3 separate regions of the Homo sapiens genome follow, and regions 2 and 3 are each linked to region 1. A link is a contact called in ENCODE Hi-C or POLR2A ChIA-PET data. All regions are on one chromosome and are shown on one strand. Each heading gives the region's core, a stretch centred on a gene start or an enhancer-like site at or near the end of the contact. The rest is flanking DNA. Distances are from core to core; before and after follow the strand shown. Region 1 holds the start of HSPE1-MOB4 (HSPE1-MOB4 readthrough). Region 2 holds the start of NIF3L1 (NGG1 interacting factor 3 like 1). Region 3 holds the start of TRAK2 (trafficking kinesin protein 2).

What was found. A loop is a pair of places that touch in the nucleus more often than their neighbours do. ChIA-PET counts read pairs that join two places held with the same protein, here RNA polymerase II (POLR2A). Pooled maps may share reads with other maps.
Region 2: a pooled map shows a loop between it and region 1 (10-fold over the local background). The contact joins the promoter of NIF3L1 here to the promoter of HSPE1-MOB4 in region 1. A Hi-C loop is called at or near these places in 1 of 168 maps with a recorded cell type or tissue (vagina) and 7 of 50 pooled maps. POLR2A ChIA-PET finds 5 or more read pairs at or near these places in 1 of 52 experiments (CD4-positive, alpha-beta T cell).
Region 3: a loop to region 1 is called in a pooled map, with 16 times the contacts of the local background. The contact joins the promoter of TRAK2 here to the promoter of HSPE1-MOB4 in region 1. A Hi-C loop is called at or near these places in 1 of 168 maps with a recorded cell type or tissue (CD8-positive, alpha-beta T cell) and 6 of 50 pooled maps. POLR2A ChIA-PET finds 5 or more read pairs at or near these places in 3 of 52 experiments (GM12878, T-cell and activated T-cell).

The regions. Positions count from the first base shown.
Region 1 is chr2:197,498,677-197,502,626 of GRCh38, reverse strand. HSPE1-MOB4 (HSPE1-MOB4 readthrough) reads right to left here and starts at 2,248. Exons shown (of 9, transcript NM_001202485.2): 1 at 2,188-2,248; 2 at 1,389-1,553. The coding sequence starts at 2,190. It overlaps HSPD1 (heat shock protein family D (Hsp60) member 1), which reads left to right and starts at 2,787. Exons shown (of 12, transcript NM_002156.5): 1 at 2,787-2,845; 2 at 3,777-3,950. The coding sequence starts at 3,779. HSPE1 (heat shock protein family E (Hsp10) member 1) reads right to left here and starts at 2,248. Exons shown (of 4, transcript NM_002157.3): 1 at 2,188-2,248; 2 at 1,389-1,553. The coding sequence starts at 2,190. RefSeq lists an enhancer at 2,128-2,187 and silencers at 2,328-2,387, 2,578-2,907.
Region 2 is chr2:200,886,654-200,890,620 of GRCh38, reverse strand. It overlaps NIF3L1 (NGG1 interacting factor 3 like 1), which reads right to left and starts at 1,250. Exons shown (of 7, transcript NM_001369441.2): 1 at 969-1,250. PPIL3 (peptidylprolyl isomerase like 3) reads left to right here and starts at 1,544. Exons shown (of 7, transcript NM_130906.3): 1 at 1,544-1,665; 2 at 2,936-3,008. The coding sequence starts at 3,006. RefSeq lists enhancers at 467-716, 975-1,719, 1,607-1,856, 709-1,908, 1,977-2,026 and 1 more.
Region 3 is chr2:201,449,287-201,452,966 of GRCh38, reverse strand. It overlaps TRAK2 (trafficking kinesin protein 2), which reads left to right and starts at 1,509. Exons shown (of 16, transcript NM_015049.3): 1 at 1,509-1,617. It overlaps STRADB (STE20 related adaptor beta), which reads right to left and starts at 1,227. Exons shown (of 12, transcript NM_018571.6): 1 at 1,029-1,227. RefSeq lists a silencer at 657-1,336 and enhancers at 1,367-1,896, 1,300-2,154.

The DNA of each region.
Region 1 (3,950 bases), core at 999-3,498:
AATTTAAAGTTTTTTTGGATTTAGAACATACTCTTGTGATTGTTTTGTTCCCTCCAAAGAACAGATTTGGGGAAAGGGACTGCAGCTAAGTGTCCACTCCCCAAAGTCTTCCTATTCCTAACTCCATGACAGCTCCTCAGTAGAGCTTTCCTCCTCAGAAGCAACTAGAACAATGCAGTTAACATTATTTGGCCCCAACGGCGTTTACTGTGTATTTTGGCTGAGATCTTTAGAAGCCCGAGGCCTAAACAATTAACTGAGGAACATCTAAAACAGAGGTGTGCAATCTTTTGGCTTCCCTGGGCCACACTGGAAGAACTGTGTTGGGCCACACATAAAATACACTAACATTAGCAGTAGCTGGTAAGCTTAAAAAAAATTGCAAAAGAAATATCAGGTTTTAAGAAAGTTTAGGGATTTGCGTTAGGCGGCATTCAGAGCTGTCCCAGGCTGCAGATTGGACAAGACTGACCAACCTGTTCCTCTGGTAGGTATACAACCAGGTATACCAACTGGTTAAGATTAGGGCAATTTCAATGTGTTAGGGGTTAAACGAACAGTCCAAGTTTCCTCTCAATTCTTAAATGCCCCCTCATTTTACCTTGAAGCACATCTTTTGTATTTATTTATTTTGTAGACAGGAGGTCTCATTATGTTGCCCAGACTGATTTTGAACTCCTGATTTTGAATCCTGAGCTCAAACGATCCTCCTGCTTTGGCCTCCCAAAATGCAAGGATTACAGGTGTGAGCCACCACGCACAGCCTCTTTTGTCTTATTAAAAATTTAGAATGTAAGGCAAACACTGATCACACTAGGCTACCAAATTGCTATTGAGGGGATTTTTTTTTTTTTTTTTTGAGACAGAATCTCGCCCTGTCCCCCATACTGGAATGCAGGGGCGCCTTGCAACCTCGGCTCCTTGCAACCTCCGCCTCCAGGGTTCAAATGATTCTCCTGCCTCAGCCTCCCCAGTAGCTGGGATTACAGGCGCATGCCACCACACCCGGCTAATTTTTGTATCTTTAGTAGAGACGGGGTTTCACCATGTTGGTCAGGCTGGTCTTGAACTCCTGACCTTGTGATCCGCACACCTCGGCCTCCCAAAGTGCTGAGATTACAGGCGAGAGCCACCGCACCCGGCCTATTGAGGACAATTTTTAATACTCTGAAACTATCACATAAAATAAGCATCATAGCATTGGTCATATAAAATAAGCAACTTTATATTAGTCATTTCCCTTTAAGAAACAGATTAGAACCAAAGCAGTTAATGATCTTGAAAACGACATAAACTCTACTTAATAAGCGACTTTTAATACTCCAGAATTACTTCTTTTCCCTCCACTGCACACTATAAAAAATAGTTCCACTGCAGCTCCCATTTACCTTTCCTTTAGAACCCGATCCAACAGCGACTACTGTTGCTTGCAATACTTTTCCTTGAGATTTTTCTGGAAGCATAATGCCTCCTTTGGTTACAGTTTCAGCAGCACTCCTTTCAACCAATACTCGGTCAAAGAGTGGAAGAAACTTTCTAAACGCTTGTCCTGCCTGTAGGAAGAGAAATGTTTTGAAACAAAAACTAAATGTAATCACATTATCAACAGGCAACGCCACCGTGCTATACATCTCAACACGTTTTGGCTTTGAAAGTTAACACCAAACCTCAGCTTATTCGTTAAGGAAGCGCATTTGAATGTACTAACCAATATTCCAAGTTTAATTCCCGATTCCTTACGTCTGTTAGGGGTCGTTGTCGCTCCTCCGGTGAGCAACCAGACCAGCTTTAAGGTCAACCTTAGTTTATTCCAAGGTCAAATGTTTTCCTTCTTCAGGTTTTTCCAGAAATTTTCAGGAAACGCTGGGTCAAGCTCCCTGCCTGGCACCATGATTTTTACCCAAGATATTACACATCCACAAAGGCCCTGCAGAAGCAGGTGAGACGCTGCGCGTGCGCCCGGGTTCTCGCCCCCCTGCCTTACACACCGGCAGCACACGCGCGTGCAAAGAGCCCTGGGGGAGAAAAGGGTCGGGCGGGCCTTGCCGCTCCAAGGTGCCATCGGGCGCTGGTCACTGAGTGGCCACCAATCCCTCCCGCCCAGCCCAACAAAAGAGGGGCGTCAGGGATCCCCGTACGCCTCAGACAGGCCCGGGCCTGCAGGCCTCGGGGCCACGCGGGACTCACCATTACTCCCTCCGCCTCAGACTCGTACTCTGCTCTAGTGTAGCGCCGCAAAGAGACTCGCAGTCCGGCCCTGGCGACACGTGAAAAAATCACCCAGCGCGCAGGCGCGCTCGCCCCAGCGGTCGCCGCTAGCCCCCTCGCCCCTCCCAGGGAGGGAGGGCGGTCGCCCCGACGCGCACCGCGATTCGCCCCAAGGGCCCTGCGCAGGACGCTGACGCGAAGACTCGGAGGCGGAAGAAAAAAGGAGCTGTTTCTAGGCTTTTCTAGGCGCCCAGCCGAGGTGAAAGAACTACCCCTTCGTCCCCTCCCGGAAATGACGCGATTTGACCCTTGAGCCGTAGGGAGCGCGGCATTTTCTGGAAAGTTCTGGAACCGAGCGAGGCCCGGGAACTAGACTAAGCCGGCCGGAGAGGGCTGAGCGCGCTAGCACACCCTGCGCGGGTAGGGAGGGGCGGGGCTCGCGCGCAGGGTGTGCAGATTGCAGGGCCCGGGCTGACGGGAAGTGGGTGGGAGCTGCCTGCACACGCGGTGCCGCGGGGCGGGAGTAGAGGCGGAGGGAGGGGACACGGGCTCATTGCGGTGTGCGCCCTGCACTCTGTCCCTCACTCGCCGCCGACGACCTGTCTCGCCGAGCGCACGCCTTGCCGCCGCCCCGCAGGTACGCGGCCTTCCCGCACCACCTCCCCCCGGCTCCTGCGACCCCCGAGTGGGCCTTCCTCCTCTGCGGTCCAGCTGGAGGGTGCGGGCGGCGACAACCTGGAGTTCCGCACCGCGCCGCACCGCAGGCCCAGGCCTGCGGGTCCAGGCCTCGCGGGTCCATGCGGGTTCCATCACGTGCGACGCGGATCCTGGACCTCGGCTGGGCGCGGGAGGGACAACTCGTGGGGTTTGAATTTGGGGGATTGTAACCACTTAGGCCCGCTGGTGCAACCTGCGCCTGGCCGACTTCAGGGAACCGGGGAGGGTGGTGTACGTGAGGGAACCGCTTTTTTCCCCCGCAGGCAGCTGGGATACCGCGCCTCCAGTCTTGACCTTGCTGGGGGCGTTCGGAAAGAAGGACACGTGGGCTCGCGCCGAGTGGGCCGGGCCGCCGCCCCCAGCATCGCGGCCTTGCTGGTTGCTCTGATACAGTAGCCTTGGGTGGATCCATGGAGACACTTTGCTGAGCGGCTTTTTGCACCGTCAGGAATACTTTTAACTTCCCTGGTCACTTGGATTTGTAACTTGCCTCTCTCCGGCTGACTTGGTTTCTCAGGGGCCACAGTTGGAGTGGGTCTGCCCACAAGGCCGTTTTCGCGGTGAAAGATTAACTCGTTTTTGGCGGCAGGGATAGGTGGCCGTGGGGAAGGAGCCGCATGTGCTTTGTGCTGGTGCTATAGGTCAGGCGCCGGCCGGGGCGGCCTCTTTAGCTTGCGCTAGTGGCTGATGTTCCGAAGCTGCGGCGCCTTCCGTCATTCAGGCGTAGTGGCTGGCGGAGGTCAGCCAGGCTCAGCATCTCACGTTGCTTGCTCTGTTGCACAGGTGGGCATGTTTGTTCTGCAGCGCACCACGGGTGGTAGTTCTGATGATCTTTTTGCTTCCATCCCCAGAAATGCTTCGGTTACCCACAGTCTTTCGCCAGATGAGACCGGTGTCCAGGGTACTGGCTCCTCATCTCACTCGGGCTTATGCCAAAGATGTAAAATTTGGTGCAGATGCCCGAGCCTTAATGCTTCAAGGTGTAGACCTTTTAGCCGATGCTGTGGCCGTTACAATGGGGCCAA
Region 2 (3,967 bases), core at 1-2,500, 3.4 Mb before region 1:
AAAGATAATGCTGTCAACCCCATTCTTAAACTTACCACTTATAAACACTTTTTGAAGAAAAACATTTCATAGTATGCACAATAAGAAAGCATAGCCAACTGTAAATTTGATGAAATATCCATAAGTCAATTATTCCAAAAGCAATTTTTCAACATTTCTATTTAATGAGATGAAGATGCTTGTTTAACACATTATTTGAAGTGATACAGGGTCTCCAAAAACCACTCGAGGTCTTGGAAGTTTGTTTTTGTTTTTTTCTTTTTGACACAGGGTTTCACTAGGCGCCTAGGCTGGAGTGCAGTGGCGTGATCTCAGCTCACTGCAGCCTCGACTTCCTGAGCTCAAGCAGATCCTCCCACCTCAGCCTCCTGAGCAGCTGGGACTACAGGCGCTAAACACCACACCTGGCTAATTTTTGTATTTTTAGTAGAGATGGGGATTCGCCATGTTGCCCAGGCTGGTCTCAAACTCCTGCGCTCAAGTGATCCACCTGCCTCGGCCTCCAAGAGTACCGGGATTACAGGGGTGAGCCACTGCGTCCGGCCTTGAAAGATCTTCTAATGGTCCTCATAGTACTCCATTCTCCAGCATTTTCTACATCTGGCAAGCTCGAAAGTGAAACCCTAGTGGGCCATCATGCAGGTTTTGAGTTATTTACTGTTACAGATGAGGAAACTGCGAAGCTACATGGCCACAGTCAACAACGACAACAGAAGGCAACATAGTATGGCGGTTAAGAGCACCGACTCTGAAGCCAGCCTGAATCCTAGAGCCAGAGCTGTGCAACAGCAGGTAAATGACTTATCCTGTGCAGTTTCCTCCTTAATGGAAATAGTGCCCAGGCCACAATATCGCGAGATTTACACGTAAAGCTGGAAACAACTCCCGTCCTAGAGTAAGCACTGTTTACTATTAAGCAGCATCAGTAGGGCCCCTTTGCAACCTGCAAACCGCTCCCTCGACGTTACCTCATCTATGCCTCATTTCAGTGCCACTTCAGGCCTTTTCCAGGACAGTGAAAAACCACGAGACACAGCCAGTTAAGTCTGAGTCAGGACCCCTGTCCCACTAGTGCGCTGTGCTCTGGTGCGGCAGGGCAGTTTTCTGACCCAATCTCCTCTTCTGCTGTCCTCTGCAGCACCAAGATAACAATCACAGCCGGCCCCAACCGGCACCTACCGCGAAGGTCACAACTACACTCGCGGGTTTTTAAATCGCCCACTACTCACCAGTCCCGGAAACTTCTCTGCGTCACTTCCGGTCCCGCGTCGGCGCTCCGGATGCTGTGGCACTTGGCTCCCCGTAGCGGGAGAGCTGGGCGGAAGTGGTCCTTTCCGTTTGGCAGCCGAGTGTAAAGCATTGCTTGAGGTTGCCCAGGTAGTTTCGCCTTACACTTCTTGTCCCAGTGCAATTATTAGTAGAGCTCCCTTTCACTGTCAAATTTCCGGTTGGGGATAAATTGCATTGTCGTTTTGGTTTGAGATAGGAAGATGAGGGGAGGAAGGAGGTGAGGCGGTAAGGGGCGTTCTCTCTCTTGGGTCCCGCGCCCAACTTCCGCTGGCCCAAAGAAACTATAATTTTGAACCAACAGACCTCTGCTGGCATCTGCGATTGCATTTTTCCTGTTTTAACAACGGCTGTGCTAGACGAAGTGGTGAAGCCCAAGTATGGAGTAACGTCATTAATTCTTTCATTCACTTATTCGAATGCTTGCTGAGTTCTGTGTTGCTACTGGTTTAGTTCTTGGGATACTGCGAGTGAACAGTGGGCGGCGAGGCTGTTGTTGCAACGTCAGAGTAAAAGAAGGACCCTGCACGGCGGCCTCCCAGCACTTCGGGAGGCCGAGGCGGGCGGATCACCTGAAGTCAGGAGTTCGAGACCAGCCTGGCCAACACGGCGAAACCCCGTCTCTACTAAAAATACAAAAATTAGTCGTGCATGGTAGCGCGCGCCTGTAGTCCCACCTACTCGGGAGGCTGAGACACGACAATCACTTGAACCCGGGAGGCGGAGGCGGAGGTTGCAGTGAGCCGAGATCCTGCCGCACTGCACTCCAGCCTGGCGACATAGCGAGACTCCGTCTCAAAATGAAAAAAAAAGAGAAGTTCATAGTATATTAGTGATAAGTGCTGTGGTGGAAAAAAAAAAGTTCATAGTATATTAGTATAAGTGCTGTGGTGAAAAAAAAAAAAAGCGAATTTCATAGTATATTAGTGATAAGTGCTGTGGGAGAAGGAAATAGGAATGTCCTAGGGCTGAAGGGCTAAAGCAGTTCTGTGTAGGATTGTCAGGTCAGTTAAACTTGACATTTAAGCAGAAATTTGGAGGTGAGGAAATTAGCCGTAGAGATGTCTGAGTATAAGAATTCCAGGCAAAAGGGACACCCAATGCCTGGACCCTAAGGGAAGGTATCTGGGTTATTGGGGGACTTGCAAGGAGGCTCTTGAAGAAGAGCAAGCCGGGCAAGTAGGAGATTGGGAGGCTTGAATCGGGTAGGATATCTTCTATAGCCGGGTTTTTATTACCTAGGGGATGCCATTAGAGGATTTTTTTTTTTTTTTTTTTTGACGGAGTCTCGCGCTGTCACCCAGGCTGGAGTGCAGTGGCGCGATCTCAGCTCACTGCAGCCTCCGCCTCCTGGGTTCAAGTGATTCTCCTGCCGCAGCCTGCTGAGTAGCTAGGACTACAGGCGCCTGCCACCACACCCGGCTAATTTTTGTGTTTTTAGTAGAGACGGGGTTTCGCCATGTTGGCCAGGCTGGTCTCGAACTCCTGACCTCAAGTGATCCACCCGCCTCGGCCTCCCAAAGTGTTAGGATTATAGGCGTGAGCCACCACGCCCGGCGAGGTTTTTATTTAAAATGTTCAGTAAAGATGAGCGTGTGTGAGTTAAGACAGGAAAATGAGCCTAATTCTTTTTTTCTTTTGGGACTAGAGACTTATTTTTGAGCTCGCTGTAAGACTGAGAAATCACGTAGTCCTTCCTGAAACCACTAAGAGGAAAAATGGTAAGTTTTGAGCAATTTTTATCTAATGTCTTTCATTATAAGTAATTTTTAGAAATTCAGTCAAGGGCAATAAAAGTTCATGGAAATTGCAGTGGCAAGATGGAGAAATTGTATAATATAGAAGCACTTAATATGGAATAATTCTTTTAAAAAATACACAAAATTGCTTTAAAATTCTTTAATGTTGTCACTTAAAATGCACAGAATTTACCTTTTTTTTTTTTTTTTTTTTTGAGTTTCACTCTTGTCTCCCAGGCTGGAGTGCAGTGGTGTAATCTCGGCTCACTGCAGCCTCTGCCCCTGGGTTCAAGCGATTCTCCTGCCTTAGCCTCCCCGGTAGCTGAGATTACACGCGCCTGCCACCACGCCCAGCTAATTTTTTGTATTTTTAGTAGAGATGGGGTTTCGCCATTTTGGGCAGACTGGTCTCGAACTCCTGACCTCAGGTGATCTGCCTGCCTTGACCTCCCAAAGTGTTGGAATTACAGGCGTGAGCCAACTCGCCCAGCCAGAATTTACCTTTTATGGAGAAAGATTGATTACAAGATAGATAGAAATGGAAAGGGAGAGTTGAAGGAGCAGAAGAGAATAGACAGGTCTGACAATTTTAATTGGATTATTTTGCTCTAGATCTAAAGTGGGCAACTAGGCTGGGCACAGTGGCTGACACCTGTGATCCCAGCACTTTGGGAGGCGGAGGTGAGAGGACTGCTTGATCCCAGGAGTTCAACACCAGCTTGGGCAACACAGTGAGGCCCCCGTCTCTACTTTTAAAAAAACAATTAAATAAAGTGGGCAACTAGAACCTGAAGTAGAAAAAGGCAATGAGAATAGTGCCCTGCTTCTCCCACACACATCTTTAACCTGCTCATACTCTCTAACTGCTAGGCCAGGCGCGGTGGCTCACGCCTGTAATCTCGGCACTTTGGGAGGCAGAGGTGGGCCAATCACTTGAGGTC
Region 3 (3,680 bases), core at 260-2,759, 4.0 Mb before region 1:
AAAAAAGTCATATTTAAGAGACTTATATTTCGTATTCACAAGTACATCAGTGCAGTCCCTTACACTTGTATCCAAAACGCTAATTACGATAAAGCTTTATAAGTAATTTCAGTTTGTTCCATAATAGAATGGTTCATGTGAAGACTTTGATCTGAAAGATTAACACTTTCTGTAGAAACCAAAGGGCGCATCTTCTAGAACACGGGTTTTGAGTTAATTTAGGCATTCAACAGAGGCCACTGTTACAGGGAATGCAAAAATGACCCGATGTAACTCTTTGTTGAGCTTTAAAATTACTGTAATTTTCAAAGTGATCTTGGGAACCCATAAAATCTTAACAAAGATCATAGCGACGCACAGTTCAGGAGAATTTTCCAAGCTTAGTGACTCATGCGTTCAACAAATCTTTACTGAGCGCCTACTGGGTGCCAGGCACCGTGCTAAGCAGGCGCCGTGTTACACATCCGTATCAAGTTTTGGGGAAAAGGTACTTGACAAAGACCCAGCAGGGAAAAACACAGCGTTGAATTGAAAAACCGAAGACAAAACGACACTCGAGTATTTAATTTTGTAAAAGGTTCCTTCCTAGTCCTGCTATGGGGGACTTTGCAGCGAACTTGCAGAAGGCGGCAGATAGAGCTGGGGTCTGAGGGTGTCTTCGATATGGCAACTCCCCAAGCCCGAGAGCGCGGCCAAAGGTGAGGGGTGCGGGGAGAGGGCGCCCGGGCGGCCTGGGCCCCGCGCACCTGGCACGGCCGGCACGGCCAACCCGGCAGGCACCACTGGGCGGGCTGCGAACCCGCGGCCCGGGCCCCGCTGAGCCCGAGCTGCACTGGCGCAGTGGCTGCTCGCCACCTCGGGCCGCATTCTTGCCACGGCTCCCGCCAGCCGCCGGTGCTCGGGCTGGAGGTGGGCTAGCGCGTTCTGGCCTCTGGCTTCCCGGGCGTGCGCGGACCAAGGCTCACTCCCTCACACGTCCCCCACCGGCCCCGACACCTTCCCTTCCCGGGCCTGCCTCCCGTCTTTACCCTAGCGGCGACCACGGCCAGCGACTCTCTTCAGGCTGCCAGCGGTGCGGACAGGGGCGGGCGCCAGAGCCCTGCTCGCGGAGGGGCGAGGCGAGCGCTCTAGGCCCGCTCCCGGCGCGGGGCGCGGGAGGGCGGCGAGGCCGCGACCGGGGCCGTGGGCTTGGAACTCTGCACCAGTCCCAGGCTACCCGCTGGGAACGCATTCGCCCCACCCGCGCCGGGGTCGCGGCCCCGCCTCCCTCCCCGGGGCTGGGCAGCGAGAAGGCGGGGCCTTCGAGCTTGAGGCGGGGCGGGCAGGAAACTACAATTCCCAGCAGGTCTTGCGCTGGGGCCGTGGAGGCCGCTGGGAGAGTGGCTCTCCTTTGGCTTCCCCAATTGTGTGGGGGCTGCCATTGACCCGGTGTCGCCGCAGAACCGAGGTCGCCGAGTGATGATGTTGTGAAGTCGCCCGCCTGTCCCTGCCACGCCCGGGCGGTTGCTGGCAGTGGGAGCAGCGGCAGCAGCTTCGGCTGCTGCTTTCAGGCTGCCGCTGCATTAGGGGCTTCCTGAGGAAGCGCGGGCGGACGACAGAGGATGCCGAACCACTCCAGTGAGTAAGCTGTCCGCGCAGAACCCGAACTTGCCCTTGACAACTTCCCCGGAAAGCGGAGGGACCTCCTCGTCCCAAGGTCCTCCGGTACCCGGAGGTCACGCGCGGACGTCGGAGCCGGAGGCTGGGTGCTGGAGGGCTGGGTCCGGGTCCCGCGGTGAGGCGTGGGTTGTTTCCTAAGTGTGGGTGCAAAGTAATGGGCGCTAGGCGCTGGCGTCGGTATTCAGCCCAGCTGCACATCTGAGGCTTGGCAGCTTCTCATAGCGCCTTATCCTCTGCCATACAGCATCCATCTGGAGCCCTGTCTTTTAGGATGAGTGGCTTTAGGGTCGGGCATTAAACCTTAAGCTTCAGTCGCCATCTGTGATGTAAGTGGGAGGAGAGGGTATTGGAAAGAGCTCTTTCTGGGTCAAATAGAGTTGGGCTTTTCTTGCAATTGATTTTGAGCCAGATGCCACATATCTTGAAAAAGAAAAACGGCTGACTTTAGTTTGAAGCGTAAATAATAGATATTCGCACATGTCCTTTTTAGTAGCAGCCCAAAAATTGAATTTCAACTTAAAAAAAAATCTGCGTCATAATAATAGGGATGTTACTTGCTCTTGCTCATGCACCTTTTGCTTAGACCTGCTGTTTCTACGTCAGAAAAAAAAAAAAAAAAGGTAACTTCACAGGATATTCATCAAGTTGATGGAATGGACCATAGGAACAAAAGGAACACTTTCAGTTCTTGGTCTCCGTAAATCTTCCCGACCTTTAGATCTTTGCTGTTGACTTGGAAGTCTGAGGTACAGTAGTCTCCAAATAGCAGGTTAATGGTGGTGACATGACACTTAAAAACAAATTGTGAAGGACATTTGGAGGTGAGAAAGGTCAGGGATGAAGACATTTTATCATCCTAGCAGTTATTCCAACTTTCTTTTCTTTTTTTTTTTTAAGACAGAGTCTCGCTCTGTCGCCAGGCTGGAGTGCAGTGGGGTGATCTCGGCTCACTGCAACCTCCGCCTCCCGGATTCAAGCGATTCTCCTGCCTCAGCCTGCAGAGTAGCTGGGACTACAGGCGCGCACCACCACGCCCAGCTAATTTTTGTGTTTTTAGTAGAGATGGGGTTTCACCATGTTGGCCAGGATGGTCTCGATCTCTTGACCTCATGATCCACCCGCTTTGGCCTCCCAAAGTGCTGGGATTACAGACGTGAGCCGCCACACCCAGCTCCAGTTTTCTATTTTTAAAATTAAGTAATGTCCAGCAAGTCTCAGACATTTAGCAAGCACATACCATGTGAAAGACAGTGTTTTGTTATCTTACACACTTATTCATATGATGGAAGAGGTTTGTTAGAAAGAACCAACATTTGGCCGGGCGCTGTGGCTCACTCCTGTAATCCCAGCACTTTGGGAGGCCAAGGAGGACAGATCTCCTGAGGTGGAGAGTTCAAGAACAGCCTGACCAACATGGAGAAACCCGTCTCTACTGAAAGGAAATACACCAGCCTGGCCAATATGGTGAAACCCCGTCTCTACTAAAAATACAGAAATTAGCCGGGCGTGGTGGCACGCGCCTGTAGTCCCAGCTACTCGGAGGCTAAGGCAGAAGAATTGCTTGAACCCGGAGGCAGAGGTTGCAGTGAGCCAAGATTGCACCCCTGCACTCCAGCCTGGGCAACAGCGAGACTCCATCTCAAAAAAAAAAAAAAATTAGCCAGGCATGGTGGCACATGCCTGCAGTCCCAGCTACTGAGGAGGCTGAGGCAGGAGAATCGCTTGAACCCAGGAGGCGGAGGTTGCGGTGAGCCAAGATCGAGCCATTGCACTCCAGTCTGGGCAACAAGAGTGAAACTCAGTCTCAAAAAAAAAAAAAAAAAAAAAGAACCAACATTTTAGTATTTGCAATCTGCCAGGCACCCCAGGTGGGAGCTCTTCATACTTTAGCTCACTTAATCACTTTAACAAACCTATCACACTAATCTGAGGCTCAAAGACTTGCTTATGTAACAAGGGGAGATTTAAATCTAGATCTGCCTTGCTTCCAAGTCACAGATCAGGTAACTAATACGTACTTC